Linked DNA regions of Homo sapiens: region 1 is linked to region 2. The links are chromatin loops, found by intact Hi-C in ENCODE. Cell type or tissue: endothelial cell of umbilical vein. All regions are shown on one strand. Each heading gives the region's core, and the rest is flanking DNA. Links, peaks and the distances in the headings are about the cores only.

What was found. Peaks named below come from ENCODE experiments on the same cell type or tissue, not always from the same donor. Only the 100,000 strongest peaks of a DNase experiment are listed, where the experiment ranks them.
Region 1: it touches region 2 in a loop (7-fold over the local background); 7 of 110 quality-filtered maps call a loop at or near these places.

What each region holds. Positions count from the first base shown.
Region 1 is chr4:116,350,547-116,366,241 of GRCh38, forward strand. It overlaps LOC105377384 (a long non-coding RNA gene), which reads left to right. Exons shown (of 3, transcript XR_939097.3): 2 at 2,431-2,509; 3 at 3,334-4,634. Among named protein-coding and RNA genes, the nearest start is that of MIR1973, 59 kb to the left of the region's middle. In endothelial cell of umbilical vein, for the core only: a CTCF peak has its summit at 8,236 (motif pointing right); DNase peaks (open chromatin) are centred at 7,425 and 8,225; H3K27ac peaks cover 358 bases.
Region 2 is chr4:116,174,646-116,190,340 of GRCh38, forward strand. No RefSeq gene overlaps it. Among named protein-coding and RNA genes, the nearest start is that of MIR1973, 120 kb to the right of the region's middle. In endothelial cell of umbilical vein, for the core only: a CTCF peak has its summit at 5,608 (motif pointing right); no DNase peak of the experiment used is centred there.

The DNA.
Region 1 (15,695 bases), core at 5,062-13,061, 180 kb after region 2:
CTGCCCATAGCTGTTTGTTCTTCCTTTTGTCTTAACCAAGCCCTCCCTATCTTCTCTCTCTAAATTCATTTCACCGCATGTTCTGGACTTTCTGTCCTTTGGTAAACAAACTCTCATTCCTAACTTCTCATTTTCACATTTCCTTCATCTTCTGTGACAATGGCAATTAAGTTCTTCCTGTCTTGCACTCTCATGGGAAGGCTAATTTTCTCGTACACAGTTTTTAACTAAAAATTGAAAGCTGGAGTCTCACAGATATGCTTGATCTCCAATGCTGCCTTTATATCTGTCCTGTTCCTTCTCTTTTAAAATAGCCTTGCTTCTTTCTTTAAGACATGCCACCCAGCTACATCACCCTTCTATATCTTCTTCTCATTATTAAGTAAACATGCATCCAGTTACTACAGAATTTAAAACGTATATGATGTCTTGCTCTCCCCTTAAATATTTCACCACATTTGTTCTGACTTCAAATTCATGTGGAATTTCCAATGGTACATGGCAACTTAGTGACTGAAAAATATGATATTCAGTGAATTTCCCTTTATATCCATTCTCATGGTTACATTTGTACTTCTAATAGCGTGAATTCCTACATCACATCTCTGCAATATTATGTTGTTTTTGCACCCAATTATTCTAATTTAATTACCTCCACTATATATCTTATTTGGCCTATTGAGAATTCCAATTCTGAAGTGGACAACTTGGTTTCTCTCTTTTTTAAAAACTCTATATCTGATCTACCTGTATCTATTTTACAGCTTACACTTTAGTTTTGCTTTGTTTTTCTCTTATTTATCAATTTCTTCTTTGTTTTTTGGCGTTCCTACTAGGCTGCATGTGTTATCACGCAAGCTCTGTCATCAAAAACTTAACCATATTCCCTATCGTCCGTTTTTTTTTTTAACTCTTCTGGATAAACCCTAGTCTTGGGAAACTCCAAATGATCATCCTCTCTCCCAGTCTGAGGCTCCTGAATATTGCCGTAGTAAATTGTACAACCTTTAGATTGTGGCCACCATAAATTTAAGTGTTCAACTTCATGTTTGCCCTCAATATTGCAGAACAACCTTCCATTTCCTTCATCACCTCCCTTTCTCATTTATCACAACAGTTATTTCAAAAGTTTCCAATCGCTTTAAACTTCTGACCCTACAAACTCTCCTCTATACTCAGCAGATAAACTCACTTTCCACTTACTGAGAAAACAGGCACCAATTTTCTGCCATTAGACCTATAAATTTACTTGTATTGCCACTGCTAAATCTGTTTTCTATCGTTGGGCTTTCACTCACGTGCTGGATATCATCATTCTCCTAGCAATTTAGGGAATTTTAATTTTTACTTGCACCATTTTATCTTATTTAAAATTACCACCTCTTACTGTGTAAGCATGAGCACAAACTCAAATTGCTTTCCATCATAACTAAATGCAATGCATGCTTATCAATTATACTCCAGATTGGGAGAAAAAGTGAAATAAAAGGCATTATTGGGATAATTCATAAAATTTGCATATGAACTATATATGTTAATAGTTTTCTCTATCAGCAGTAACTTCACTGAATTTGATAATTGCATAGTAGTTATTTAGGGGAATGCCCTTTTGTTTAAGAAAATAAATGGAAGCATTTATAAGTGAAGAGAAACTAAAAGATTCAGAAATCTAGATAAAAAGTATACAGATATTGTGTCTATTGTTAGCATTCCACTATATATTTCACATTATTTTCAAATGGAGACTTAAAAAGTTAATCTATCTTGACCCATGTTACTCTCTGTCTTTCTTCTTCATCATGGCCAGACTTAATAATTGGTTTGTCTATATTTGCTATTTCATCACTTACTTTTCATGTTGTTGTAATATAGATTTTATCACCAGGGTTCTATTGAAACTTAACAATTATTACCTTATTGATATACTCTGCCTCAATTATTATTCGATCTATAAGTTGATTATCAGAGCAGCAAATGGTGAATTTGCTGCTTTTCAAGTCAAGGAAAAGCACAAGAAAAATCATGCTTATTTAATGGTTTCCAATACATGAGACAGTTAAAGAAATCTGTGTTAGAGTTCTCTGGGGAAACAACCAATAGGGGTGTGTGTGGGCGGGGGGGGAGGGGGTGGTGTACAGAGAGAGAGAGACTTATTTTAAATAATTGGTTCCTGTGACTATGTGGGGTGGCAAATATAAAATCTGCAGACCAGGTTAGAACGATGGAGACATAGGAGAGAATTGATGTGTTGTGAGTTCAAAGGCAATCTGGAGGCAGAATTTCTTCTTTCATAGGGGACTGAAGGCTTTCTCCCCCAATACCCTCAGTTTAAGGATGAAGATGAGACCCACCCACATTATGGAGAGTAATCTGCTTTACTCAAACTTTACTGACTTAAATGTTAATCACATCTAAAAAATTCCTTCACAGCAACATCTAAACTGGTATTTGACCAAACATCTGGGCATCATAGCCTAGCCAAGTTGAAACAAAAAATTCCATCGCAAAGGTAAGAGTTTATATCTAATCTTGTGGGAAAGATATTTTATTTTAGGTAGATTTGAGGGGATGAGAATGACTTCAATATGTATTTGTACCACTACAATAAATAAAAGCCCAAGCATTTCTTTCATGAATTGTTATTTTCAGTTTTGGGTTAAAGTGTTTTTTTCTTATCTTACTAAATTTCTGAAGATTAACACATTTTCAGTTTGGTATATGTAATTTTATATCAGTATTCAGTGTATAGGGAATTAGCAACTTATTTTCACTTCTCCAGTGGGAAAAATTAAATGTTCTATACAGTATCAGGTGATAATTAACATAAATCCAGTAGAATTACATTATTTCCATTTGATTCCCATTTTTGAAATAAAAAATTTCTTATAGTTTCTGACTTAAATGCTTTGTTCTTATTGAAATTCTAACAGGTTATGTTTAAAAACTGCTACATATTTAAGTTAAATTCACTCAAGTTATCAATGTACCAATTTAATAGGAATAAGTCTTTTAAATTACATTTTTACTAGCAGGAAAGCAAGAGCCATCAACCAGAAAAATGACATTCTAATAATACGTAAACAATAGACTTAGAAAAATATCAAACAATTGTAACTATGTTAAGATCAGTTTTAAATTCCCAGTTTAAAAAAATGAAAAATAAATGCATAATACTTAGCAAAAATTTTAAGATGTTCAAGAAAGTTTATGCTCTCTTGGCAATTTTCATTTTTAGAAAACAAATAATTCTCAATTATGGATGTAATCATCAAATAATTTATTTTCTCTCCTTTTCATCATCTTTATTATTAAAATGGAGCTTTTATTTTGCAGATGCTGATGCTGTATGAGAGGTTAGGAGATTTAAACTCCACTCTAATGGAAATGACCCATGGAGATAGGTGCTGAAGTTTTTGGTCTCAATAGCTGTCTCTAGGCTAAAATGTCTTAGCTCTACGTTGCCGTTCTTTGAGATACTAGTGTCTTGTGTTTATAGATTAAATAGCTTGGCTGTATAAGTACTGACCAAAAACGTATTAGCTTTTCCATAGACTCTGAATATAAAATACATTTAGCGACTGCTTCAGTGTTCACATAGAAGTAAAGTTATTTTTAAATTAACCTTTGTATGTTTTTCCAGCCTTAATGTCTTTATATGAGTTCAAGATGATGAACAGTCTTGGTATAACGTGAAATCATTTGTGAATTTGGATAAGAGCAGTATATGCCTATTCAAAAATATTATTCTAGGTATCTATTATATAACATGGTTACAGTATAAAGCTTTTTGTTGTTACTCTATACAGCTAAAACTCATGAAATACTCAATTACAGTTGTTAGTTAAATCAACAAAAGCACTCTAGAAACACTGCCAATTAGCTTGCTCAGATAAGTTTTAATTTGCATGTAAAGGATGTTAGTTAAATGTCAATTGCTTCCTCAAGATGAATTATTGCTATTTCTCTGTAGTTAACTCGAAAACATGTTGCAAGAATTTTGAGAGAATTTTGTTTAGACAGTAAGTCAACTGCATCTATTCAACCTCTTTTTTTTAGATTTAGCAAAGTGAGCCAATAATTGTGTCTTTTATTAAATTTTAATCAAATATTTAATTGCAATTTTATGTTATTGTGAAAACATATGGCATATGATCTAGTATTCAGATTAGTATTAATAACTACATTTTTGTTGCTGATTTTCAAATATTTGTTACATGTAGAAAAAAATGGGATTTCTGTCTGCCTAATGACATTTTTTGAGTTAGTAAACATTTTATTAGAAACAAATACTGAAAATTTCCATAGTACAAGGAGGGTAAAATGTTCATTGTCTTCTTGAAAGGTCTAGACAGAAATCCTAAGACTACAGATTAATATCATACAATTGAAGATGTTTAAAACTATGTGATCTCTAGCATTGTTCTGTGTTTTGAATATAATTATCCTGTGTACATTGATCTTGCAAGCTGAAATAGTAATAATATTAGAAAAGCCAATCAATAATTATATTAAAATCTGAGATTTGCTAAGATGAAGATGTAAAGTTCTCTGGTCTGTTATAATTGTAAATCACTCTTTATACATTTTTATTATACTTATACCCACCTCTGTTACAGAAACCACATTTTTTTTCCCTTCAACCCCTTGGCTTGTGGTTAATTGGTGCTTGATTGTTTATTTATTTATTTATTTTGAGATGGAGTCTCGCTCTGTTGCCCAGGCTGGAGTGCAGTGGCGCGATCTCGGCTAACTGCAAGCTCCGCCTTACGGGTTCATGCCATTCTCCTGCCTCAGCCTCCCGAGTAGCTGGGACTACAGGGGCCCGCCACCATGTCTGGCTAATTTTTTGTATTTTTAGTAGAAATGGGGTTTCACCGTGTTACCTAGGATGATCTCAATCTCCTGACCTCGTGATCCGCCCACCTTGGCCTCCCAAAGTGCTAGGATTACAGGCGTGAGCCACTGCACCCGGCCTGGTGCTTGATCTTTATAGCTGAAAAGAATAGTGAAATATTTTTCTCTTCCACAAAAATACTTCTGAATATTGCTTTCAAAAACAAACTTTCACAAAACTAGTTTTTGCCTCCTACCGTTGTTAATTGATTCAACAAGTACTTATTGAACACAAATGAGGTCAAAATCTATTATGGCATCTATTAAAAACTGTTATTGGCTAATATCCACAGGACAAAAAGATAAAAAATAAAGTGTTTTAAAAAATTCTGCCCTATCTATTGCATTTTCTGACCTGGATTTTGTGTTGGTGTATGTAAATATATATGTATTTATTAACAGCGACACTTCACTAAATGAATTTGGAGTGCTTATAAACTTAGGAGTGCAAATTCCAAAATTGTGTTATATTCATTTAGCAACAACAAAAAACAGCACACTAGTTCTAGTTTTGGAGGAACCAGATGCAGTTTCTAATACAAATTTTATATTGAAAAATATTATGAGATATTTTACCTGCACTTATTTAATAATTATTAAATGTATCTAATACATTTAAGTTTTTATTAAGTATGCTACAAATAATATAAACTGATAAAAAGTGATGGCCAGTATCTTGAGAAATTCCTGAGACTTGTGTGTTTACATTCGTGTGTATGAGTGTGTGTAAGAGTGTTCATGAATATGTGAAAGTGTGTGTGTTTGTGTGTGTATGTGTGTATGTGTGTAAGGATGTTGATAAGGAGTGACCTTGGGTTAGTTACATAGCCCATTTAGTGAAGCGAGCTATCTTTTATATGACAATTAATCCTTATGTTCTGGATAATATTATACCACTATTAGAATTCAATTATTAAGTAATTATGAGAAGAAATCATTCTTCTGTTTGAGATGTGAGGGTATGAAAAAGCTCAGACTTTAAAAAAATGTTAAGTCATTGCAGAAATGCTTAACATTTCTGTGTTTCTTTTATTTATTTATTTTTTGCTTTCTTTGGCTCAGAGTAGATTGGTTTCATCTCTTAAGTATATAATGGGAGTGCTTTTCCTAAATACCTTTTGACTATTCTTCCTCACCTATAGCTTTACCAATTGGTAAAGAAAAATAAATTATTTGTAAGTCTTCAGAAACATTGGGCTGTTGATAAATTGCAAAGAGCAATACCCTCAGATCTTTCTACAGGCAGTGAATGAGTAATGTGGATATGAAATATCACTGTAAAAATTACCAAAAATATTATTTTCATAGAAACCAACGTTTTTGAGACTCTGAATGCTTTTAACTCCTATGTTAGAATACATATTTTCATAAATATTCCCAGAATCCTTGAGTCAGCTTTCTAAAATCCACCTTTCAGCCTGCCCAGGCAGTCACTTTTATTCAGAACATAACTTCTTAGAAGGAATGAGGAGACAATTAATCCTGAAGTGAATTCTTTAATACTAGAGAAGGTGAAAAGAATACAACTTAGCACAAGTCAACTAGTTGTGAATTATAGGAAATATAGTTCTATATTATTATTACTCTGTGTTTGAGACTTTCTTTTACAAAAAGAATCTATAATTTGAGAGGAGTTTTCTGTAGAATCATAGCAAGCCTTCATTTTTTAAAAATATTTCCCATTCTTAGTTTTTTTCTTCTAGATAATAGAATTAAAAGCAAATGTTTGTAGAGTGTGACAAATAGCAAACAAATTTATGTAAAATTAAGTAAAATTGGTTGCTTGGAATCAAGCAACAAAAATAGTTGACCTAATTTCAAATTTCTCAATTGACATTGGTTTGTGCACTAATTGCTTAAAACAGATATATCTGCAGATAGTTTCATCCTTAAAAGGAATATTGTTTGCAATTATGTATGATGCTTTGAATCATATTAAACAAAGATATTAAAACATGATGCCATCCAAATGTTGGTTGGCTATTCTGTCTCCTCCATACACACTTTTTTACATAATTGTAGTACAAATATTCCTAACCTCAGTAATCTAGAGCACTCAAATATAGGTCAAACCACATCTAGTAACACTGAAAAAAATCCTTTTAATTTCCTTTAATTTTTGTTGTGGTGGGAAGTAAAATAGGTTACTATAACCCCTTACTTTTGGTTCTCTGCTTGCTTTATTTCATTCTTATTATTTTTTTAAAAGTTCAGGTGCAATTTATATACGATAAAAAATAAAATGCTAAAATGGAAACTCAAAGTATACAAAAAAGAAAACACACAGTTCTAAGTGTTCTATTTGATGAATTTTGCTAATTCCATGGAAATGTGAAACTTACAAAAGAAAAAAATAAAGCAAAGAATGATGGAGAACATTTCATCACTAAAGTTCCCCAGTGTAAGGGAAATGGCTGCACTTTAGTCAGGAGTAGGCCAAGGCAGGCTTCTGATGTGGCATGACTCAGCAGGTTTGGAGCACAGGTGCACAACTCTGCACATTATGTAACCACTCCATGTGAGGCGCATTATGTAACCACTCACATGACCTCGCACTTGGCTCGGAGCCACTATTGTCTGTAAAAGGTATAACTACCCTGCTGATGCTGTACATACGGATGGCTTGCTTGCTCCCAGAGAGAGAACAAAGCCATGTTGAAACTTCTTACAATTCCTCAAGTGTTCTTTCAGCTGTCTGCCACTTGTCTACCCACTCCCTTCGGTCCTCAGCTTGGGTTGGAATCTGACACTTGGTGTGACACTTGACATAGTCGACAGGATGCCAAAGTGAGTGAGCCTTTGGCCCCTGTTGATTCCAGGTCAGCCATGTGGCCACAACATGGATTGTGGTACTTGGATAGGCTGTGCTTACAAGCATCTGTGCTGCTTGGATGGGCTCTGGTGGAAACCTGGGTGGTGGTAGGTGGGTCCCCCACAAGCATGGAGAAGGCACTGAAGCAGCTGGAAGCACAGAGCATCGAGAAGGAGCCAGCCTTTGCCAGCAGTTGGTTGGGCATTTGTGACTGTGCTGCAGGAATTGCCTGCTTAGTCCCTAAGGGGTCCCGCGGGGAGGTGTGGGAATTAAAGAAACAGTGTTACCAGCGTCCAGGAAACCCCTGCCCACCTGGATGCTTTGTCTGTGAAACGAGGGGGCAGATTGTATATGCTGTTCCACCTCTGAGATGGAAAAGCTGGCCTCTATCACAACTCATCCCTTCTTTCGTCAGTGGCTGCAAGTAAGTAGCTGGCTGGAACAAGGGCAAGGTGACCACACCCTGACTGAGAGGCTATGGGCAACCACAGGAACTGTGAACGATGCCGGTGAAATACTCAAAACTGTCAGTAGATGGCAGTCGTATACAGACTTGGTGCAAGTCATTCAGGAGAAGGGTAATGCTGCATGACCAGGTCCCTCCCGGGAGTTCCAGTTCAAAGATTATTTGCTGCAGCTGGGCGCGGGTGTAGAGCTTTTTCTATTTGATTAAGGAACTGGCCAAGGTGACCAGCTTAGAAAAACACCGGACGACTGGAGGCCACATGTGAAATTAGCAATCCACTTGTCCCCCACCAACATACGGCAAGTGCTGGCACTGGTAGACACTAGCACAGATACATTCTATGGGTGGACATTCTACATGGCTTGGCAGCTGACCCATTTATCACGGACTTGATGGACCACTTTATGATGAAATTGGAACAGTACCACTATAGTGGAACAATAGTGGCCACATAGTGGCCAATGCATTCTTCTCAATTGACATTGCTCTAGAGAGCCAGAAATAGCTTTCCTTCATGGAACGATGACAATGGACTTTCACAGTGTTGCCGCAGGGCTATATGCATAGCCTCACTATATGTCATGGTCTCTATATGTCATGGGTGATATTATGTTAACTTCTGATTATTTTGCAGATTTAGAAATGGCAATGCTCCTCTTTCCTGGGATTGGAATGGTGCGGCTGGGACCTCCTTCCTAGCAGCCAGCTGGGCTATTCAGCAGGCACAAGCCCTACAGGAAGTTGACCAGGGGCACCCATTTGAGCTGCATGTGCATGTGACCACAGATGGTTTTGGCTGGGGCCCCTCGCAGTGCACGGAGCCCTTTAGAATGCCAGTAGATTTTTGGTCCCAACTTTGGAAAGCAGCTGAGCTCCGGTATTTCTTGACAGAGAAACAGCAGCTGTATATGCCGCCCTTCAGCCTCATGAGAGCATGACAAGATAGGCTACAGTTGTCATGCGGACAACATACTCTATAGTGGGATGGGTGCATTCATGGGCAATGACCCCTTGGACTGGGACAGCGCAGACATCCACCTTAGCAAAGTGGGACACGTACTTTGAGCAGCGGAGTACTCTGAGTATGAGTCCCTTAGAAGCAGAGCTGCAAGAGGTCTTGGGACCTGTAGTCCTAATGCAAGATAAGGCCATGGGGCCTGAGGCACCCCTAGACCCCAAGCCAGCACCATTTAAGGAAGGGAGCCCCCCTATTGCCAGTGGGTCATGGTACACAGATGGGTCTAGCCAAGATACTACTGCTTCCTGGAAAACTGTTGCAGTCCAACCTAATATTGACACCATACGGTTTGAAACTGAGTATGGGCAAAGTAGCCAATGGGCTGAAGTTAGATCAGTGTGGATGGTGATCACTAAGGAGGTGACACCTATGACAATCTGTACCAATAGCTGGGTGGTCTCTTGAGGCTTAACCTTGTGGTTACCTACCTGGAAAATACAGAAGTGGCCACTTGGTCACTGGTCCATGTGGGGCCAAGCTATGTGGCAAAACTTATGGGAGGAAGGATGACCTCCCACAACCAGGTGTGGAGATGAATGGTAGGCAAGAGAACAGAAAACTTGGCTGTGACCATGGACCACATGGACCAAAGCCCCCCACTCCTGGTAGCTGGCCATCAAAGCTCCCTGGGTAGAGGGCCTACAGTATGACTTGCATGAAACTCCTTGGGTGTTCAATACATGTCCCTCACAGTTGACTGTTCATAGGGGAACAGTCGGGGGGGAACCCTTCTCCAGGGGACATATGTACTGTCTGCATGTCCTATTATGAGCTTTCCTGTGACTTTGGCATATATACAGGACCCAAAGTAATCATGGGGAGCCGAGAAAATGTGCTACCATCGCCCAGTGCAGAAACCTTTGGTGGCTGCATTCTTATCCAGGATGAAAGGTTAGCCTGTATTTTGCCTGAGGGATGTGATTTACCTCTGTTAGTACCTGTGCCTGCTCTGTCATTTTGACCATTGGTTAACATGCTCCGATTGCATTGTGGGCTGGGCCCTCGACTACACTGAGGTAACCAATGTTTCCAACAGTTGGATCTGCATTGCCCTTCCAGCAGCAGCTGCAGATGGCTTGCCTCAGCACATACATTCAGGGTCTGCAGAGAACTGAACATGGCTGGAGATTTGGGGTCCCATGACCGATGCCTGGAACGCAACATGGCTAGCCTTGGACAAAGGACACTGCAAGACCCATGGTACACCCACCTCCTGGCTGGCCCATAGTGTTTATGATGGGTGGGACTGGCTAGTGGGGGAACATGTAGTACCCCTGACCCAAGCAACATGGTGCATAGAACAGCATTAGGGTACCGCCACTGTGGGATGGATGCCCCTTACGACCTGTGCAAACATAACACATGTCACCACACTGAAGGTATGGTATAGCAAGCAGCCCCACCACGGTCAGGCTCTGATGGACTTTGTGCCCCCTGGGAGTTTATGAGTCTGTGGGTACACAGGGTGGTCTTACCAGTGAACTGGACTGGCTGTTGTACATGGGGGTGGTCTTATGTACGTGCCACTGTTCTCCCCACATTGCCCAGACACTCACATAACTGGGAGGTGGTACGCTCTTGGTTTTTGCAAGTGTGATGAGCCCCCTGGTGGTTCTACCCCTTAGAAATGACTATCCCTGGAGCCGGTGTCCTAACTGTAGAAGCACAAGTTACCTCTCTTGCAGAGCACACCGCTTGGGCTCTGAATTACACCTAAGTAGCCCTCTTGCTGTTAATGGATGAGGTTGATCAGATGAGAAAAATGGTGTTACAAAACTGAATGGCCTTACACATAGTAACTGCTGCCCAAGGAGGCACCTGTGCCCTTTTAGGAACACAATGTTGCACCTTTATTCCTGACAATGGGCAGAACATAACAGCAGCCCTGCAAAGGGTCTCACAGGAGATTAAGGTGGTCAAAAGCCTTAATCTGCAAGATTACCCCCTGCAGAGATGGTGGGCATCTCTAGGCTCTGGCTCTTGCTGGGCCCTAATAGTCACAAGTAGCATAGCTGGGATCCTAGTAGTGAGCTGTTGCTCTCTGTGTTGTTGTTGTGGGTTATGAATTCGGGGCTCTGCCTTATGGGCACATGTCCCTGCCTGGAGGATGCCCTCAGCTGAGGTGGTGGAGTATAAGGGAAATGGCTGTGCTTTAGTCAGGAGTCTGCCAAGGCAGCCTTCCAGTGCAGCATGTCTCAGCGGGTTCGGAACACAGGCACACGACTCTGCTCTTTATGTAACCATGCCACATGAGGCACATTATGTAACCATACCATCTGAGGTGCATTAGGTAACCACTCACATGAGCTCATGCTTGGCTCAGAGTCACTATTGTCTGTAAAAGGTACAGCTACCCTACTGATGCTGTACATATGGCTGGCTTGCTTGTGCCCAGAGAGAGAATAAAGCCATGTCAAAACTCCCTATGATTGCTTGAGTGTTCTTTCAGCTGCCTGTCACTTGTCCACCCACTTCCCTCAGTCCTCAGCTTGGGCTGGAGCCTGACACTTGGAGTGACACCCAGTGTTTATTTCCAGGCAGATTTCCCTATATTCTAATCTGGGTGTTTTTTTCACTGTATCTCTCACCATAGATTAATTATAACTAATCAAGAACTTGGTAAATGGAATAACATAATATGTAATCTTGGGTGGCTGACTTCTCTCACTCATTTACCTATTGCATTTACCAGCACATTTTAATTGTTGAGAAGCATCTCATTGTGTAAGTACATTACAATTTGTTTATCTGTAACCCTGTTCATGAACATTTGGATTGCTTCCAATTTGAGGTTAATATAGGTAAGATTGTTATGAATATATACAGGTCTTTTATGAATGTAGGTTTTTAAAAATCTCCTAAGTAAACACATAGCAGTCAAACTGCTGAATCTCAGAATAGCAATAAGTTTAACATTTTAAGAAAATGCCAAATTATTTACCATAGAGGCTATAGCAGTTTACCTTCCACAGCAATCAGCTAGGTAATGGGCTGGAAAATTTCATTAGAAAAAGAAAAAAAGTAGATTAAGACAAAATAAGCCATGAATAACCAGGCATCAAAGAGGAATGTCTTCCCTAAGTGAATTATCTTGGATAAATTATAGTTCCAGTAGGCAATAGAAAAGTAGGGCAAGAAAATAAAATAAGACTCTAAATGGAAGGCTGGGGAGTGCAATGAATTTGGTAGGATTCCAAAGGCTGACACAACCCTTGCTTTTTAAACCTTCCTATAACCACTCACAACCTCAATTTTCTTTCCTCTGCAAAAGATATGTATCCCCTTTGGTTTCGAGGTAGCAGATAATTGGAGAACTAAATTGCAACAATTTCACAAGTTTGAATAATTAAAGGGACTTAAAAGGACTCACAGTTTGCACTCCTGTAAGGCCTTAATGTAATTAATACCAAAGAGCAGGAGAAAGAAAGTGCAGGCAAGCATGAGGACCCAAAAGACATCCAGTGGCTGCTCCTTCCGCTTCTTTCTTAGTGGTCTAGAATGTATTAATTTTGTGGTTGCAAATCCTCTGCAAAGTATCTTGAGTTCAGGGGAACATGGGCAAAAGTTCCTATCAAGGTGTTTTAGGTCCCACTGGTCAGGTAGCCAAACCAGGCTCAGTTGCACCAGGTGTAAGTCATCAATGTACACATCCCTAATCCAGCTGGTCCAGAATACCCCAGCAACTTTATTACTTTATATTTAGCCTTATTATTTTTTATTTTTATTTTTTACAGGATCTTGCTGTCACCCAGGCTTCTGTGCAGTACAGTGGCATGATCACTGCTCATTGCAGCCTCGATCTCCCAGGCTCAATCCATCCATCTGCCTCAGCCTTCTGAGTAGCCGTGACTCCAGGCATGCACAACCAAGCCCAGATAAATTTTTTTGTGTGTTTTTTTGTAGAGATAGGGTTTCAACATGTTGCCCAGTCTGGTCTCGAATTCCTGGGCTCAAGCTATTCACCTGTCTTGGCCCTCCAAAGTGCTGGGATTATAGGCGTGAGCCACCGTGCCCAGCCTGGCCTTATCTTAACCAAGAGAATTTAAGGTATCCATAGAGATAAGCATAGAGCAGACTCAGTCCAGCAATAATATAGCTGTATCTTATATATCATTGGTAACGGCAATCAAAGGAAGCTTAACAACATTATGAACAAGTTTTCATGCTTTTTTTTCTCCAATATTTTAAACTATTTTTATTATTTTAACTTTAAGTTCCAGGGTGTATGTGCAGGTTTGTTACATAGGTAAACTTGTCTCATGGAAATTTGTGGTACAGATTATTGTATCACCCAGTTATTGAGCCTAGTACCCATTAGTTATTTTTCCTAATCCTTTTCCTCCTCCCACCTTCCACCCTCAGACAGGCCCTAGTGTGTGTTGTTCCATTCTGTCATCCATGTGTTCTCATTTAGCTTCCACTTACAAGTGAGGACATTCGGTCTTAAGTGTTCTGTTTCTGCATTAGTTTGCAATGGATAATGGCCTCCAGCTCCATCCATATTCCTGCAAAGGATGTGACCTCGTTCTTCATCCTAAAAGATATTCATTTACTTTCAAAAGTAGTTTTAAAAGCACATAAATATTAATTACAATTAATTTCAAAAGTGGTTTTAGAAATAATAGATATACTATTTATATCAACATATCAATATTTCTATCCTTATCATATAATAATATCTTCTCGTAATGATGAGGACATGTAATGATCAGGTCCTAGTTTGTTTGTCTTGTTTGGAAACATTACTGAAAATGTGTTGCAGGATAGACTTTAGTTTCTCAAAAGTAGCATCAGTGTATTCAGAGCTGATCACCTCAAAAGTAACCTTCAGACATATGCAATTATATAGACTATTACATAAGATTAGTTTAAAATTTTCTGTGAAAAGAACACTTAACATAAAATCTGCCCTCTTAATAAATTTAATAAGTGCAAAGTATCATATTGTTAACTATAGGCTCTACGTTGTAAAGTTCATTTCTAGAAATAACATAACTGAAACTTTATGCCCTGTACACTTTAAGTATATGCAGCTCTCTGTATATCAATTATGCCTAAATGAAGCTGTTAAAAATAAAGGAAAAAAAAGATTAGTTTAATATTAGTCAAATATATGAAACAGTATGTGTTTTTCTTCCAGTCTTAATTATTTTTCTAAATATCATTGGAGCATTTGCAAAAACCTTTGATATGATCATGAACAATGTGCTGGTAGAGTTGTTGTTTAACCAATGAGCATTATCTCTTCAATTAAATGATATATGTGAAAAAACAAATTATTTATGCTTATTCATAAAAAAGTTATCCCATGCGTTTGATAAGCCCTCATGCAAACGTACCATTGATTGCCTAATGTGTTTTTTCCAACCATTGTACTTTTGTTTTAAGGGTAATCTCTTTAGTATTAGTGAAAACATAGCATATTATTAACACTAATATTAATGGTAGTTGACGTTTATGAAATACTTTTCCAAATACACTACTTATTATTTAACTTTCACTAAACTTTATTACGTAGGTACTATTTTTCCTCATTTTACAGGAAAAGAAACTGAGACTTAGAATAGAGACTTTGGGTAGTGTAGCAGTAAACACAGCAGAGTCTAATGACAATTCTGACATTTACCGGAAGTGTACTTTGGGTAAAAGCCTTAAGCTCTAGTTCCTCACTTTCCTTATCTATAGAAGACAATTGTTTATCTTTTTCATACCAACAAAGCATATTATATATATGTCTTGACCATGACATTAAGGTGAATGGAAGTGTACTATATCTTAATTGATTAGTCATGATGCTGGTATTCTTCTGTCAAGTAGGAAAATAAAATTGTAAGTCTCTTAGGACATTTTTGAGGTTCTATCCATAGATACAAAATATTTCTTTAAAGCTGAAAACTGTGATACATATAGATGTGTTATTACGCTTAAGATGTAAATGTAAAGAATCCTAAAATTAAAGCTATAAGCATTGCTGATTTTGAACAAAACTATTTTTTAGTATAGCATTTGTTTCTAAGGAAAGAAAAATGCTAAGATGGCATGTGTTCTATTGTCTCAATGAAAAGATACATTACAATAAATTTAAAGTAAAGCAATCTACTCTGAAACCAAGGGGTTTTAATAGTGGAAAAGAGAAAATGTGTTTGGTTTGTGTGAATCCTTGCTTCTGTACTGCCCTCAAACCTGCTTCAGCATAGGCTCTCACTTTCTCGGTCCTGAATTCACCCTCATGAAGGCAGACAACATTCAAGGTCCAAAAAGTCACCAAGAGGTGGGTTGTTAAATTAGTCTTACTGCCCTAGCTTGTATGGAGCTTGGAGTGTCTGGATACCTGAGTGCCAAGATGATACTGCCCTCCCTTCTTAGTCCCAGGGGTACTGGTCCAGTCTTAGGATCCTAGGATGGCCTGTGCCTTCGTTTCCTGAGAGCAGTGCTCTCTCCTTTATCTCTATTTTCTTGGTCCCAATTTTGAGGCTTTGCCCTTACTCGTGTATCCTTACTGCACA
Region 2 (15,695 bases), core at 2,431-10,430:
ATGTGTAGAACTCCTTTGATCATTTCTTGTTGGTGAATTCCCTTAGTTTTGGCTTGTCTGGGAGATACTTTATTCCTCCTTTATTTATTAGGCTTAGTTTGGCAAGATATAAAATTCTCAGATGGCATTTATTTTTTCCTTTAAGTAGACTGAAAATAGGCCCTCATTTTCTAATGGTTTGTAAGGTTTCTGCTGAGAAGTCCACTTTTAGTCTGAGGAGACTTCCTTTATAAGTAATTAGATGGTTCTCTTTTGCTGCTTAAAGATTTTTTTCCTTTATGTTTACTTTGGATAGTCTGACTATATGCCTTGCTGAGTTTTCTCTTCAGAGTATCTGTCAGGCATTCTCTGTGCTGCTTTTCTCTCTCTGTCTAATTCTCTATCTAGACCTGGGATATCTTCCTGAATTGTTCCATCAAATACATTTTCAAAGTTTTTTAATTTTTCTTTTTCTCCATTAGAAGTGATTATAACTTTTAGGTTTGGTCACTTTACACAATTCTATACTTCTTGAAGTTTGTGTTCATTTCTTAATTCATATATATACACATATATATATGTAATCTGACTGGGTTAATTCAAAGGATCGGTCTTCAAGCTCTGATATTCTTTCTTCTCCTTGGTATCGTTAAAGTTTGCAACTATTTTTTGTTAATTTACTCAATGAATTTTTCTTTCCCAGAAGTTGTTGTTTTTTAAAAAAAATCTATTTATTTAGTAAATATTGTATTCATATTATGAGGTTTTTTTGTTTTGTTTTGTGTGTGTGTTTGTTTTCAACTTTCTCTTGGATCTCGTTGAACTTCCTTATAATCTGTATTTTGAATTATTTATCTGTCATTTCAGAATTTTCACTTTGGTTAGGATCCATTGCTAAGGAGCTAGTGTGATCCTGTAGGATGTCAAAACACTGTTTTGTATGCGTGTGTGAGTGCTGATATAGTTCTTGTGCTGATTCCTTCTCATCTGGAGAAGCTGTCACTTCTTATTTTTGATTTTACTCTCATTTCAGTAGGACTATGTTTTTTCCTTTTCATGGTGTGACTGTAATGTATGTTGTGTATTATTGCTTGGCTTTTATTCCAGATCCTTTCAGGGGGCCTTGGGTCTGTATGAGTTCCTTGATTATAGATGGCTTTTGTGCAATAGATTTCTCAAATGCTGATTGTAGCAGCAATGTATTGGGTGTATGAGTAGGTTCACTCTTTTTCTGTGAGACTAAGAGTGCAGAGATCTCAAAAAGTTTATCTCATTCCCCAGCACTATGCTCTTTTGTCAGCAGGCTTTTTACTTGGTTGTACATTCTGATCTCCAGACCATTTCACACCTTGTGCAGAGGGAACCAGATCTATTATAGGGGAGAGTTTTGACAAATAGGTACATTAAAGTAAAATAATTGAAAACTGTCAGGTTACTTGCAAACAACTCTGTAACTACTGGAATAAGGCAGAATGCTATCATTCTAAAATTTAACACCATTAGTTCAATAGAAAATACCATAGTATTTCAGTGACAACAGATTAGTTATGTTCTTCAACTTTGAAGATTATTTAAAAATATTCATATCTTCAGCAAAGGGAAAGAAAGAGGTTTAAAGTGTATATGCACTCATGCCACTGCTATCATCCTTCAAACTGCAATTATGCTTCACCTATATTGAAACAAGAGCATCCTTTGTCCTTCATTTTAATCTTGACCTCTCCATGTCAATTGATTCTGCAAAACTGACAAATCTTATCACATCCCAATTTAAGATTGCAAAAATTTCTCATTCCAGTTTCTATAAGCTTAACCTTTTTTATAAATGGCTAGTTGGGAGTAATATTACCTAGAATTCTGTTTAACTCTCAAACCTTATTGGTCCTTGTTTCGTCATGAAATCTTTGCCTGTGCCTATGTCCTGAATGGTATTGCCTAGATTTTCTTCGAGGGTTTTTATAGTTTTGGGTTTTACATTTAAGTCTTTAATTGATCTTGACCTAATTTTTATATGAAGTGTAAGGCAGAGATCCAATTTCAATTTCCTGCATATGGCTAGCCAATTCTCCGAGCACCATTTATCAAATAGGGAATCCTTTCCCCATTGCTATATGCAGCACTTTTTATATTATTGAAAACCCCCAGTTAGACTTTAGAGTTGCTGCATGCTAGTCCTTCAGCTCAGAATATTTAGTGCTGTTTTTCTTGCTTCTGCACAATTTTTTCAGTTAGCTGTTACTATTAAATAAATGGCCCCAAACACAGTAGTACAAAACTACAAATTATTGTTTCTAATGTTTCTGTGATTCTGTGGAAGGGCTAAGAGGTTGTTTTGTTTTGCATTGTCTTAGCTGGGCCTGAATGATCTCCCACTAACTCACTTACATATCTGGGTGACACAGTTTGGCTCTGTGACCCCATCCAAATCTCATTTCGAATTGTAATCTCCACATGTCAAGGGAGGGAGGTGACTGGATCCTGGGAGTGGTTTTCCACATGCTGTTCTCATGATAGTGAGTGAGTTTTCATGAAATGGTTTTATTAGCGTCTGGCACTTCTCCTGTAAGCACTTTTCAAATCTCTGCTTGTGGCCATTTTTGTTATTGCCCCACTGGCAAAAGCAAGTCATATGCCAATCCAGACTTGGAAGATGCGGAAATCAACCCCACTCATCAATAGGGGAAGTAGTGGCAAAGTCACAGCACAAAAAGATGTATACAAACGGATTAGAGGCGTCATTGCAGCTTTTTTTGAAAATGATCTTCCACATCAATCTTTTAGCCTCCCTTCAAGTTTCTCTTCTTTAAGATGAAGTTTAGGAAGAACCTACTCATCCCATCCATAAGTTTTGTGTGACTTCCTACTCTCAGAGAATCTTTTATTGTTTTCCTTTCTGGCATTAATTATATTTATCAGCAAATATTTTAGAACTTGTGTATGTATTAATGCTTATCCAGTATAATCAAGTCAACTCAGTGTCTACTGAGCTGGCAATGCTCAATATTTTTTTAAATGAATGAATGATTGAATTCTACCAATGGGTGAGGCATGTCAGTCTTTAGTGGAACAAAAACTGAACATTTTTTAAAGTAATGAAAATTAATAATTAAGCATAAAATGTGTGTTTTTGTATGTGTGTGTGGATGATAAGTAGATTTTTACATTTTCAACATTGTGTTGGTTACACAATTCTATTTTCATGAAGTAAAACCAATTCATTAACTTCAGAAAAGGCTGTATTCAGAAAAGAGGATTAAATAAAATTAAACCATTTGACGTAGGTTAGGGAATGTGTCTTTGAGACTCTCACTTTATATTGTGAACTCGCCAAGTGTTTGCTCTTTAGCAATCAGGACAAGGCCTATTAGAGCATATTATTTTCTGTCTTTATGACCTATACTAACCTTGGTGCAGAAATAGCACTTTTTTGAGTCTTCCATATAATATCATCATATAACATGTTTACTAAGCAATTTAGATTTTTCATCATAAGATTACATAGCAAACGACTGTAATCCCAGCACTTTGGGACGCCGAGGTGGGCAGTTCACGAGGTCAGGAGATTGAGATCATCCTGGCTAACACAGTGAAACCCCGTCGCTACTAAAAATACAAAAAATAATTAGCCAGGCGAGGTGGCAGGCGCCTGTAGTCCCAGCTACTCAGGAGGCTGAGGCAGGAGAATGGCGTAACCTGGGAGGTGGAGCTTGCAGTGAGCTGAAATCACGCCACTGCACTCAAGCCTGGGCAACAGAGCGGACTCCGTCTCAAAAAAAAAAAAAAAAAGAAAGAAAGAAAGATAGATTACATAGCAAAGAGAAAGGAGGTGTTTTTTGTTTGTTTGTTTGTTTGTTTTAATATAGCCCTCTCTACAGCAGATAAATTCCAAAATTAGTAGTAGTTATTTATCTTTTCCAAAATCCCTTCATGGTCATACAGCGTCTAAGACAGGCTTTGCTCTGCTGTACTTTAAAAATAAGTTGAACTCAACTGGGCATTGTGGCACATGCCTGTAGTCACAGCCACTTGGGAGGCTGAGGTGGGAGGACTGCTTGAGCCCAGGCAGTTTGAAGCTGCAGTGAGCTGTGATTATGCCACCGCACTCCAGCCTGGGCAACAGAGTGAGATCCTATCTCTAAAAAGAAATACTTTTTAAAAATAAGTTTAACTCTGCTCTTGTTTCTTATAATGCATATCCAAAGGCTCATATTGTTGGTCAGCAAAACCAAATAATCATATAAACAACAGTGTCCACATGTTTTAGAAAGCACATTTTTAATAATGTTTAGTGGTGCGTATTCTCTGTGTCTTCACCTCCAAAATACTGAACTTATTGAATATTTGTTCTAAACACAAAATGGCTAGGTGTGCTGGCTCACACCTGTAATCCCAGCAATTTAGGAAGCTGAGGCAGGAGGATTCCTTGAGCTCAGCAGTTCAAAAGTAGCCTGTGCAACATAGGGAGACTTTGTCTCTTAAAAAAAAAAAGAAAAGAAAGAAAGAAAGAAAAAAAACCATATCTAAGCATGTGGCACATGCATTTGGTCCCAGCCACTTGGGAGGCTGTAGTGGAGGATCGTTTGATCCCATGAGGCCGAGGCTGCAATGAGCTGTGCTGAGGCTGCAATGAGCTGTGATCATGCCACTGCACAACCTGGATTGCACAGCCTGGGCAAGAAGAGCAAAATCCTGTCTCAAAAACAAATAAATTAAACAAATAAATAAATACAATATTTCTATACTCAAGGGAAATTCTGACGAATGATTTCCTTCCTTTTTTATAGGTCAGAATGTAAAGTGTGTGGTAGATGAAAGAGAGTGTGATAGGAGGGACACATAGGGGCTTGCATGGGAGGAAAGACTACCCAGATCTGGAAATAAAAAGTGAAGATTTCAGAGGGTTGAAAACAGGAAGTGGAACCATTATTTTAACTACAGGTGGGAGAAGCATATCTAAACACTAGAAAGCCAATATTATGGGAAAAATTATCCTTGAATAGTTCAATTCTGGATATAAGGAGGAAACAAAATTTAGATGTATGGGTGTCAGCAAGGCTGTGAAAGGAATGAAAAATGAGAGCTTGCAAAACCTTATGAGATAAAATTATGAAAATCTAGAAATATAATCCTGTGTCTGATTACATTTTTTTAAAATTACTTTTCTCTCTATCTCTATATGTATGTATATAATCAAAGAAAATATGTGTAAAATCTGTTATGAAAGAGTATACAGCCCATTTTGTACCACAAAATAGAAATTTAATTACCAAAGTTTGTATAGACTGTCAAACATATTTGTTGAGATACAATTAGATACAATATTATAGTCAGTTGTATTAGTATGTATGTTTATTTTGTGTAAAAATATCATTCTTCGGAAAGCAAATTGCAACTAAAGTATCTAACAAGAGACTCAATCTCATTACTTCATAGATTTTATTATACTTTCTCATTATGCAATGAGCTGTCTTGTTATTATTTCTTCCTCAGAGGATCATTAAACATTTACATATATATTTTAATAGCCTGCAGTTTCGATTAGATGGAGGACATTGGCATTATAATTTTGTGAACAGATCACTGTCCTCTGAGCTGGTTTATGTTTGTTTACTGATCTTCCAGCAGATGGTGCCCTTGCAACAGATATTCTTGTTTTTTGTTTTGTTTTTTCATGATTGGGGTAAAAGATGCATCACTACTTTCTCTTTTGTGGTGGTATAATTAATAAAGATATATTTTATGAACATATTGTACCCCTTCTACATTTTTCTCAGTATTTCAGAAACAGCAAGACTGCCTAGGAATATGAATAGATATTATTGCTTGCTTTTCCTGTCTTCCTCCTCCCGAAGAGTTACAGTCATTTGCTCTTCTCACACTCCAAACAGTAGACTGTTTACATTCTATAGTCAAGTATTTTCTGTTACCAGGATTCTGGAGACAGATAGCCCATGGCTTAAAACAGTCCTTAAGCAATCTTTTACCAAATCCTGTGACTTTTCTGTAGAACATTCCTCTGTTATTTTAGCTCCCCATTTGACTCTGGCAGACAGTTCACCTTTTCTATTTCACTGTGCAGTATTGCAGGGGTTATATTACTTCCTTCGTTTGCTTATTTTTTCAGTTGGCTATGTTATTCTGGAAATTGTAACTAATTTGGAGGCATTATCTTACAATTGTTTTTGTAAGGCCAATAGAAATGCAATATAACATTTGCAGCCAGTAAGGCTTAATAAATTAAACATGCTGCTTATAGTTTTAAATCATTTTTTATTCATGTCCAGATGCTAACTTTCTCTTAATACTTGAATTTGTGTAATCATTCTTACCCTCAATATAGTCTCTATAATTAAAATGGTCTCCTCACGGCTTTCACAATATGCATCCTCCTTCCTATCGTTCTAAACTCCTAAACCAACCTTGTCCTTGACGCATTTCCCTTCCTATTCCCCTTCACATGTTAACCAATCAGTTAATTAATCTGTTAATTAATTGTTACATGTTTTCATTCAACATATATTGAATTAGGCCAGTGTTTAGAGTAATGTTTTCTACAAAAAATAAAATATGGTTCAGAAAATTTTGCTTTCTCAGTGATGTTTTACTGATCAAAATCCTCCCATCTATCACTGCCAATAAAACTCATTTAACACGAACACATTTTTTTAAAGTGACAAAGAACAAAACAATATTACATTATGTGCTTTATGATGATTCAAAGGCAAATTGCAGGACACAGCTTAAAAGGGGAAAATAAAGTTTTTAGAAGAGTAAATTGGAGAATCTTTTATAACAGAAACATGATTTTTCTATTGAATTTCAAACTGGAAAATGACAAATTTTTTTTCAATTGTAACACCAAATTTTCTCTTGACTTCATATTCTGTTGTGTCATAGATGAATGATAATATGTTCTAAGATATGGTCCAAATATACCTCATTGATAAAATTTTGAAGTATAAAATTAGAATGATTATTATGAAAATAATGTACAGTAATAAAAATTAAAATTTAAAATGTTAAGTAATATATTGACACAAATTTTAAAAAATTAAATACAAAATATAAGAAAGAATGAAAAAATCACTTGAATAAAACCTATCTCCCTATTCCTAGTGTATTATTTTCCTTGGGCTTCCATAACAAAGTACTATAAACTGGGTGGACTAAAACTACAGAGATTAGTTCTCTATAGTTCTAGAGGTTAAAAGTCTTGATTCTAGAAGAACCAAGTTTTTGGCAGAGCCATTTTCCCTCAGAAACCTGTAAAGGAAGATTCTTTTTAGCCTATCCAGCTTCTGCGAGCCCCAGGCATTCCTTGGCTATGGCAGCAATGCTCCAACCTCTGCCACAGTTGTTATATAACTATTTTCTCCCTGTGTGCCCTCATATCTCTCTTGTATCTGGCTTTTCACTGGACTTTCTCCTCTCTTATAAGGACATCAGATATACTAATTTAAAGGTCTAACCTAGCTCAGTATGACTTCATCTTAACTAGCTATACCTATAATGACACAATTTTTAATCAAGGTCATGTTCTGGGCTACTGTGAGTCCTGACTTCAATGTATCATTTTGCAGGGCATAGAACAATCTATAACACTTGGATATAAATGTAATAAAAATTATGTATTTACATCAAGACTTTTCAAATAAAATTGTTGATCTTTTTGTATGAAAAGTTTATATAAGTAGTGGATGAATTTTGGCAGTATTCTGGTTAAATACACAAACGACCAAATGCCGACTGGGCACGGTGGCTCAAGCCTGTAATCCCAGCACTTTGGGAGGCCGAGGTGGGCAGATCACAAGGTCAGGAGAACGAGACCATCCTGCCCAACATGGTGAAACCCCATCTATACTAAAAATACAAAAATTAGCTAGGTGTGGTGGCGCATGCCTGTAATCCCAGCTACTCGGGAGGCTGAGGCATGAGAATCACTTGAACCCAGCAGATGGAGGTTGCAGTGAGCCGAGATTGCGCCACTGCACTCCAGCCTGGCAACAGAGTGAGACTCCATCTCAAAAACAGCAACAACAAAAAATACCTTTTGAGAACTTGTTATGTGCAGGAGCTTTATGTTAGCCTACACACATTTATCACACCCAACCAGTGCAATAGCTATTATATATGTTTTACACAGCAGAAAACACTCAAGCTTACAGAGAAGTAAAGTCTTCACAGCTGTTAATTCCAACATCATTCTCCATAATACCAGTAGTCCTCACAACTCAATGTATGTAAAAATCACCTGAGTACACACGTTAAAAATGTAGATTTCTAGTCAAGATAACCCAAAAACTCTAAATCAGTAGATTGAAAGTAGGAAAAAGCTAGGCATACTTATTTTTAAAACAAATCCTAGTTGACTGATGCGGATGATCTCTTTTTAAATTAAACGACACATCTCAGGTAAACAAGACTCATAAGACATATTACTATTGTCCTAATGCAATTCTGAATTATATAAAATCCACACACAGAAGCTAGGTAACCATGAAGGGATTAGGTGATTTACGTTTCAAAATAATTGTTTCAGGGGTTGAGAGTAGGCAAAATAAAAGATGGCTGGGACCATTATTGAAAGTTTCACCAACTTTATCCGAAATATGGATGTGATGTGCTTAGTTAAGAGGACAGTAATGTATAAACACCTGCTGTGGAGCTTAAGCATAACACATGTAGGGTTAAGTGAACATATGGTGCCTTAAGACTTAAGCAGAAGTATTATGGCATGCAGATAAGATTAAATAGTAAAGGCTCATTCAGAGTTTTGCAGATTCTGAATGTCAGTCTAGGGAAAGTTTTAACAAGTAGTTACCCAAGTTATAAGATGAAGTGAGGGCTTTAGAATTTTAGTAAGTAAGAAACTGGAGAATGATTTATAAGGAATAGAGAATGAAAAAAATACCAGTCAGGTATGCATCTGTTAGAGAAATAAGTTATAAAAGGAAGGAGGGAAGGAAGGAAGGAAGGAAGGAAGGAAAGAAGGAAGGCAGGAAGGAAGGAAGGAAGGAAATCAGGAAGGAAGGAAGGAAGGAGAATTAAATTATTGGGACAATAAGCAGAAATTTTTCACTACATACAATCAAAAAATGAAGGAAGAAAGCCTACAAGGAATGAAGCATAAGTATAAATTAACAAAAATAATAACATTAATAATTTACTGTATGGATTAGTTATTATAATATGTTACATGATTTAGTTCTGAAAAGATAATGTACTTGAAGAAACGGAATTCTATAAATAAAAAGTGATTTTGAAAAGGATTATAAACTATTGTAACTTAGAAGGAACAAGTTCACAGGGCATATGAATGAAAATATTTCAGAAAGTATAAATAATATAAAAGTTCTAACAACTTTTGATTCTGTAACAAATTTTATATCATTACAGTGACAAATATTACTATGAGTGGGATTCTTCTCATTTTTCCCTATGAAGTAGGTGAACTGTGGAAAATAGCTTTTCAACTGAAGTTAAAATATCTTGAAGAAAATTCCAGCTCTGTAATTTAATGGCTTTATTACTTTCATGTAATCATAAAATTATATTTGCCTCACTTCTTTGTATATCTATGATAATAATATTCATTTTTGGTGATAATCCAATGAGATGATGCATATGAAAATGCTTTTATAGCCAAGTTATGAAAAGTACTAGACACTATAATTATTATTATTGACATTATTTTTCACTCTGCTTAACTTTTTAAAATATGTATTGTAAAAGTTAGAGAAATGTAGATGACAAATATTAACCAAAACCAGAAAAAAAATTGTAGCTTAAATGCTACTTGAAAGTAGATATGCAGTACTGTAAAGCCTGGTGATTGACATATTAAAATCTCTTAAGATGTTTTATTTATTTGCCAACAGATATGTGGATCTAAGCTTTAGTTATGCATTAATCTAAAATAATTCACCTGATTTTTAAAGGAATTAGCTCTTGAGATTGCATGCATTGTGAAATTAGAAATTAGAGTGATTAAAATTATTTATATATTATGGAAAGGATATTAGGGTTATATATTTTAAATGTATAACCATATTTTATTAAAGTACCTATTTCACTGCTACCTCTTTTATGTAATATTTGATTCAGTTTTTGGGAATACTAATTTGATACACTATTTGCTGTGCTCTGAATGTTTTGGTTCTCCCAAAATTCATATTTGATATCTAATCCTCAGTGGAATAGTGTTAAGAGGTGAGGCCTTTGGGAGGTGATCAGGTCATGAGGTAGGTGGGATAAGTGCCTTATAAAAGAGGCCCACCCAAGGGAACTTGTTTGCCCCTTCTACCATGTGAAGATACAGCAAGAAGGTACCATCTGTGAGGAAGAGAGTGAGCCTTCACCAGACATTGAATCTGCTGGCACCTTGACCTTTGCCTTTCCAGCCTCCAGAAGTGTGAACAATTAATCTCTGTAGTTTGTAAATTATCCAATCCAAGGTATTTTGTTAAAGCAGCCTGAATAATCTAAGAAAGAAATTGCTACCAGAAGTGAGGCTGATGCTGGAACAAATACCTAAAAATATGGAAGGGACTTTGAAACTGGGTAATGGATAGACTTTGGAAGTACATGCTAGGAAAAAGCCCACATTGCCATAAATGGGGGAGCATTAGGAGTAATTCTGGTGAGGGCTCAGAAGAAGAGAAAAGTTAGAGAGAAAGCCTCAGTCTTCTTAGATGTTTTCTAAGATAGCGTGAATAGAATGTTGATAGAAATATGGACAGTATTTCCATTCTGATGAAGCTCAGATAAAAAGTAAGGAGCAAGTTATTGAAAACTGGAGGAAAGGTAATCCTTGTTATAAAGTGGCAAAGAACTAGGCTGAATTGTGCTCGTGTCCTAGTGTTTTGTGGAAGGTGAAACTTGTGAGAGGTGAAATGGGATATTTGACAAAAGAATTTCTAAGCAAAATGTTGAAGGAGCAGCTTGGCTTCGCTTGACTACTTATAATAAAATACCAGACGAGAGAAAAAAATGTAAACATGAAATTGATAAAAAGGAAGCAGAATTGAAAGATTTGGAAAAACCACAGTCTCCCCATGTTGCAAAGAATGAGAAAGGCTGTTTACAAGATTACACCAAGGGCATGGACAAGCAGTCCTTCCTATGGATGAAGACAGGTGCTATTCATCAAGACAATGGAGGAATGACCTCAAACTCATTTTGGAGAGCATCAGGTCTGTCACTTCTATCATAGGTCTAGAATTCCAAGGCCTGGGGGACAGAAAAATATCAAGAGAGACCTGAGGCCCCTACTGGCCTCCACACTCTCCTCCCTTTCCTGTACCACCACAAATCTCTGCTCCCTGCTTTCTGGCACACCAATATTCAACTGTCCCACGTGTGGTTCCAGTGGTCCCAGGCACAGTGGTGACACGAAGTCTATGGCTCTCCTTGGCTGGAATTTAACACAGGTGAGGGTCTTGAGGGTAGACCTGCTCCCAAACCTCCACTAGACATTTCCCTAGTGGGAGTTCTCTAAAGTGGCCCTGCCCCTGTGGCAGCTCTCTGCCTGGGCCCTGAGGCTGTCTGGGACATTTTTTGAAATCTAAGTGGAGGCAGCCATGCACCCACAGCTCTGCACTCTGTGCACTAGTGGAGATGGCATGGTGCAGTTGCCACCAACGTTTACTGCCTGCAGCCTGTAGAAGAGTGGCTCTGAATAGAGTGTTTTCTAATTAGCTCTATCCATTCATTACTTTTTCCTAGTTTTAGTTACACACTCTAATTCATTTATAGAAATTTTGACCTGATGTAGTTCCTAGTTCCTGAATTTAAAGTTCAATGGTCACCAGCACTTTCTTAGGATTTGTAAATAAACATCAGCAGATCATAATGCTCACTTTGTTATCCTCTGGGTAGCGACTGAGAAGGGAGAAGCAAATACAAATTTATGTATTCTGTTTTCCCGAGCTGGGCTATTGTATCTTAATTTTTTGCCCTATTCTTTGATGAGACATCATTATATAATGTCTAAGCTATCTGCCTTGGCTTTGAGTTTCTTTCTATTGAAAATAATTTCTGGGGTCATTTCCTCATACTTGGGCATTTGATATTTTATCTTTTTTCTGTTATATTCTGTCATTTGTCATTTGTTAAAGTTTCCAACAATATCAAAGTTATCTTCTTTAGACTTGGGCTTTTTCTTTTAGATTTCAAGACCTTTTTAGGGAGGCTTATTAAATCTAAATTGAGTTTGGGTCTGAATATTTAACTTCTTAATATAAACTGTGGGTGTGTTGTTTGATAGTCCTTCTAAATTAGATTTCTTCATCTTGGATATTGCTTTCATTTTAGAGAATATTTTTTAGAGCACAAATTCATCCTCTTACTAATTTAATTGGAATGCCTATATAATTGCATTCTATCCTTGTGGAAGTGTGAAAAATTGATACAAGTGTATTGCTAAAGTCACAGAACAGACTCACTGAGAAAATTGAAATAAATTAATCTCATGGTTTATCGAATTTATTGCAAACACACCGTAAGAATCAAGGGGAAAGAGAAGAAGGTAGGGTTACACACTTAGGATAGCATGCAAGCAGAGTAGAATGACCAAGCTACTTGAGTCTTGTTTTATGCAATGTACATATATCCTATCTCTTTCTGCTTCATCAGGTTTTCCTACTGATGGCAGGGATACAAGAACCAGAGTTAAGGTATAAAAAAAGGAAGTCAGCAGATAGAGGGGCCTGTAACCATAACACTCTTGTTCTTTTGAAGACACTCAGGAAGGTGCATGCCTGTAGCTGAGCCTTACGAATTGGCCAGATAAACAGTTACGGGTACTATATGGCAAAGGACAAACGAATGACGATGGGGCATCACTAATGGGTGGCTGGTTAAAAACTCCGTGATACTGAATGACTCATGTGGCTTGCATATTTACTGTATCATGAATATTTAATGTTTTATGTGCATAATTTGGGGTATCAAAGTTCCTCATATACTTAATGAATATCCCGATGACTTCTTAGTCCTTCCATCCTTCTTTTTTATGTTGACAACTAAAATTTATTTCATAATTTATGTGTAACTTTTCTCACAAGCTACTTGTCTGTATAGTTAGATTCATCCAACTGTCATATGTTTTGTTTCTTTTTTGTTTCATATATATGTTCTAGTTATTTTTAATGATAGAATTGAATACTATTAAATGTATACTGGATACATTTCACTACAACCTGCAGACTCTGCTCTTCTATTTCTATGTATGTATACAATGACAATCCCTACATAAGCCATCAATAGCAGTATTAGTCATAATAACCCAGAAGGGGAAAGAACCTGAAGGTCTGTGAAAAACAGAATGAATAAATTGCAGTGAAAACAAATGCATCATGGTTGCTTTCAACCACCAGGTTAAACTGCACAAACATAATGTTGAATGGATGAAACCACTAAACAAAATTAAAATTTGTGATTCCGTTTATATAAATGTCAGAAAGAGGAAAATCTAATTTACGGCACAGTGAGTTTGGCTAGTGTTTACTTTTGTAGGGGATTAGTGTCTAGAAGGAGGGAAACAAAGGGATATCTGGAATTCTGTGAATATTCTTTTTCTTGATCTGGGTATTGGCTTTGTGAGTATTTGGTTTGTAAGGAAAAAAAGACTACACACTTTTTTTACAGTTCTGATATTGCCTATATAATAAAATAAAATGCAAAATAAACATAATAAACAACATATGAAATATAATTAGTATGATTTTATTTCAAGAAAATATAGAGGGAAAAGACTGGAAGAAGACTGAACAAAACAAAAATTGACAAATGGTATCTAATTACACTAAAGCCTTTCTGCACAGCAAAAGAAACTATCAATGAAGTAAACACGCAACATACAGGATGGGAGAATATATTTCCAAACTATAGATTTTACAAAGGTTCAATATGCAGCATCCATAAGGAATTTAAACCAATTTACAAGAAAAAAAAAATTAAAAAGTGGGCAAATGAAAGCAACAGACACTTTTCAAAAGAAGACATACATATGGCCAACAGGCATATGAAAAAACGCTCAATATTAATAATTGTTAGAGGAATGCAAATCTAAACCACAGTAAGATGCCATCTCACACCATTTAGAATGGTTATTACTGAAAAGTCAAAACAAACAAACAAACAGATGTTAGTGAGACTGCAGAGAAAGGTAACATTTATACAATATTGGTGGGAGTATAAATTAGCTCAACCATTGTGGAAGGCAATGTGGTGATTCCTCAAAGAGCTAAAAACAGAACTACCATTCAAGCCAGCTATCCAATTACTGGGTAATACCCAGTAAGGAATATCAATTACCCTCTCATAGAATATCAATTATTCTATCATAGAGAAACATGCATGTGTGTGCTCACTGCATCACTGTTCACAATAGCAAAGACATGGAATCAACATAAATGCCCATAAATGGCAGACTGATCAAAGAAAATGTGGTACATATACACCATTGAATACTATGAATCCATAATAACAAACAAGATCATGTCTTTTGCAAGAACATGCATGGAGCTAGAGGACATTATCCTTAGCAAAGTAACACAGGAACAGGAAACCAAATACTGCATATTCTCATTTGTAAGTGGGAGCTCAATGATGAAACACATCGACACACAGAGGGCAACAACAAACACTGGGGCCTACCAGGTTGGAGGGTGGGAGTGGGAGAGAAGCAGAAAGAATAGCTATTGAGTACTAGGCTTGGTATCTGAGTAATTAAATGATCTGTACAACAGACTCCCATGACACAATTTTACCTATATAAAATCCAGCATATGTACCCTTGAACCTAAAAGTTTAAAAATAAATAAAATAAAATAAAGATAAAGTTAGAGGTTGAAAGGCCACAATTTTTTCAAATAATAAGGGCTCACTATTCAGATTATTAGCACTCTGGGAAATAAGGCCAGTAGGCATTTCAAAATTAAAATTTGAGGAAAAATGTTTGAAGTTTAATAAAAGATGTCACTGGAAAAAAATTTTCATATCAAAAAATAAAAATTTACCTATGATGCTTAATGGTTAAAATGCAGAAAAACACAATACTTACTTCCATAAATGATGCAAACGTTCCCTACAAATTGAAAACTTTACAATGGTAATAAATATTAGATATGAGTGGAATCAAATTTCCAAAAATATTTTGTAAAGAACAAAGAATTATACATACCATTATGTCTTTTAAGATTTTGTTAATATTTGTAATAATTTAGCAAATTTGTCTTATTATAAGCTAATCACACACATATACAAGTCAATTTTAGCCACTTCTTTTTTACCAGCAGCAGAGAGATATTAGATCATAGCCACACTCACACGTAATTGAAGCTTGGAATTATACCCTTTTTTAAAAAATTTATTTCATGCTGAGAAGTATGGACAAAAAGAAAATGCTAATTTTTTAAAACAAGTAGAGAATAGTTCCTTGGGAATAACCTTCTGTCTCTGCCTCTCCCATATTTTATTTAAAAAGCAGTGGTTTATAAGATGTTATTATATATACTGCAAGAAAAAAGTTGTTGCACAGTCAAATGCCTTAAATATTGGTTTATTCAAAAGTAAATACTTTGCTTACTGTATAAGTTACCATCATGTGTAACATGGTGACTTAATTTTCCAAAAGGAAATTGATATATATAACGATTCCCCAAAACTGTTTTATTGGTGAGGTAGAGTCACTTAAGATTGACAAACTTTGTATT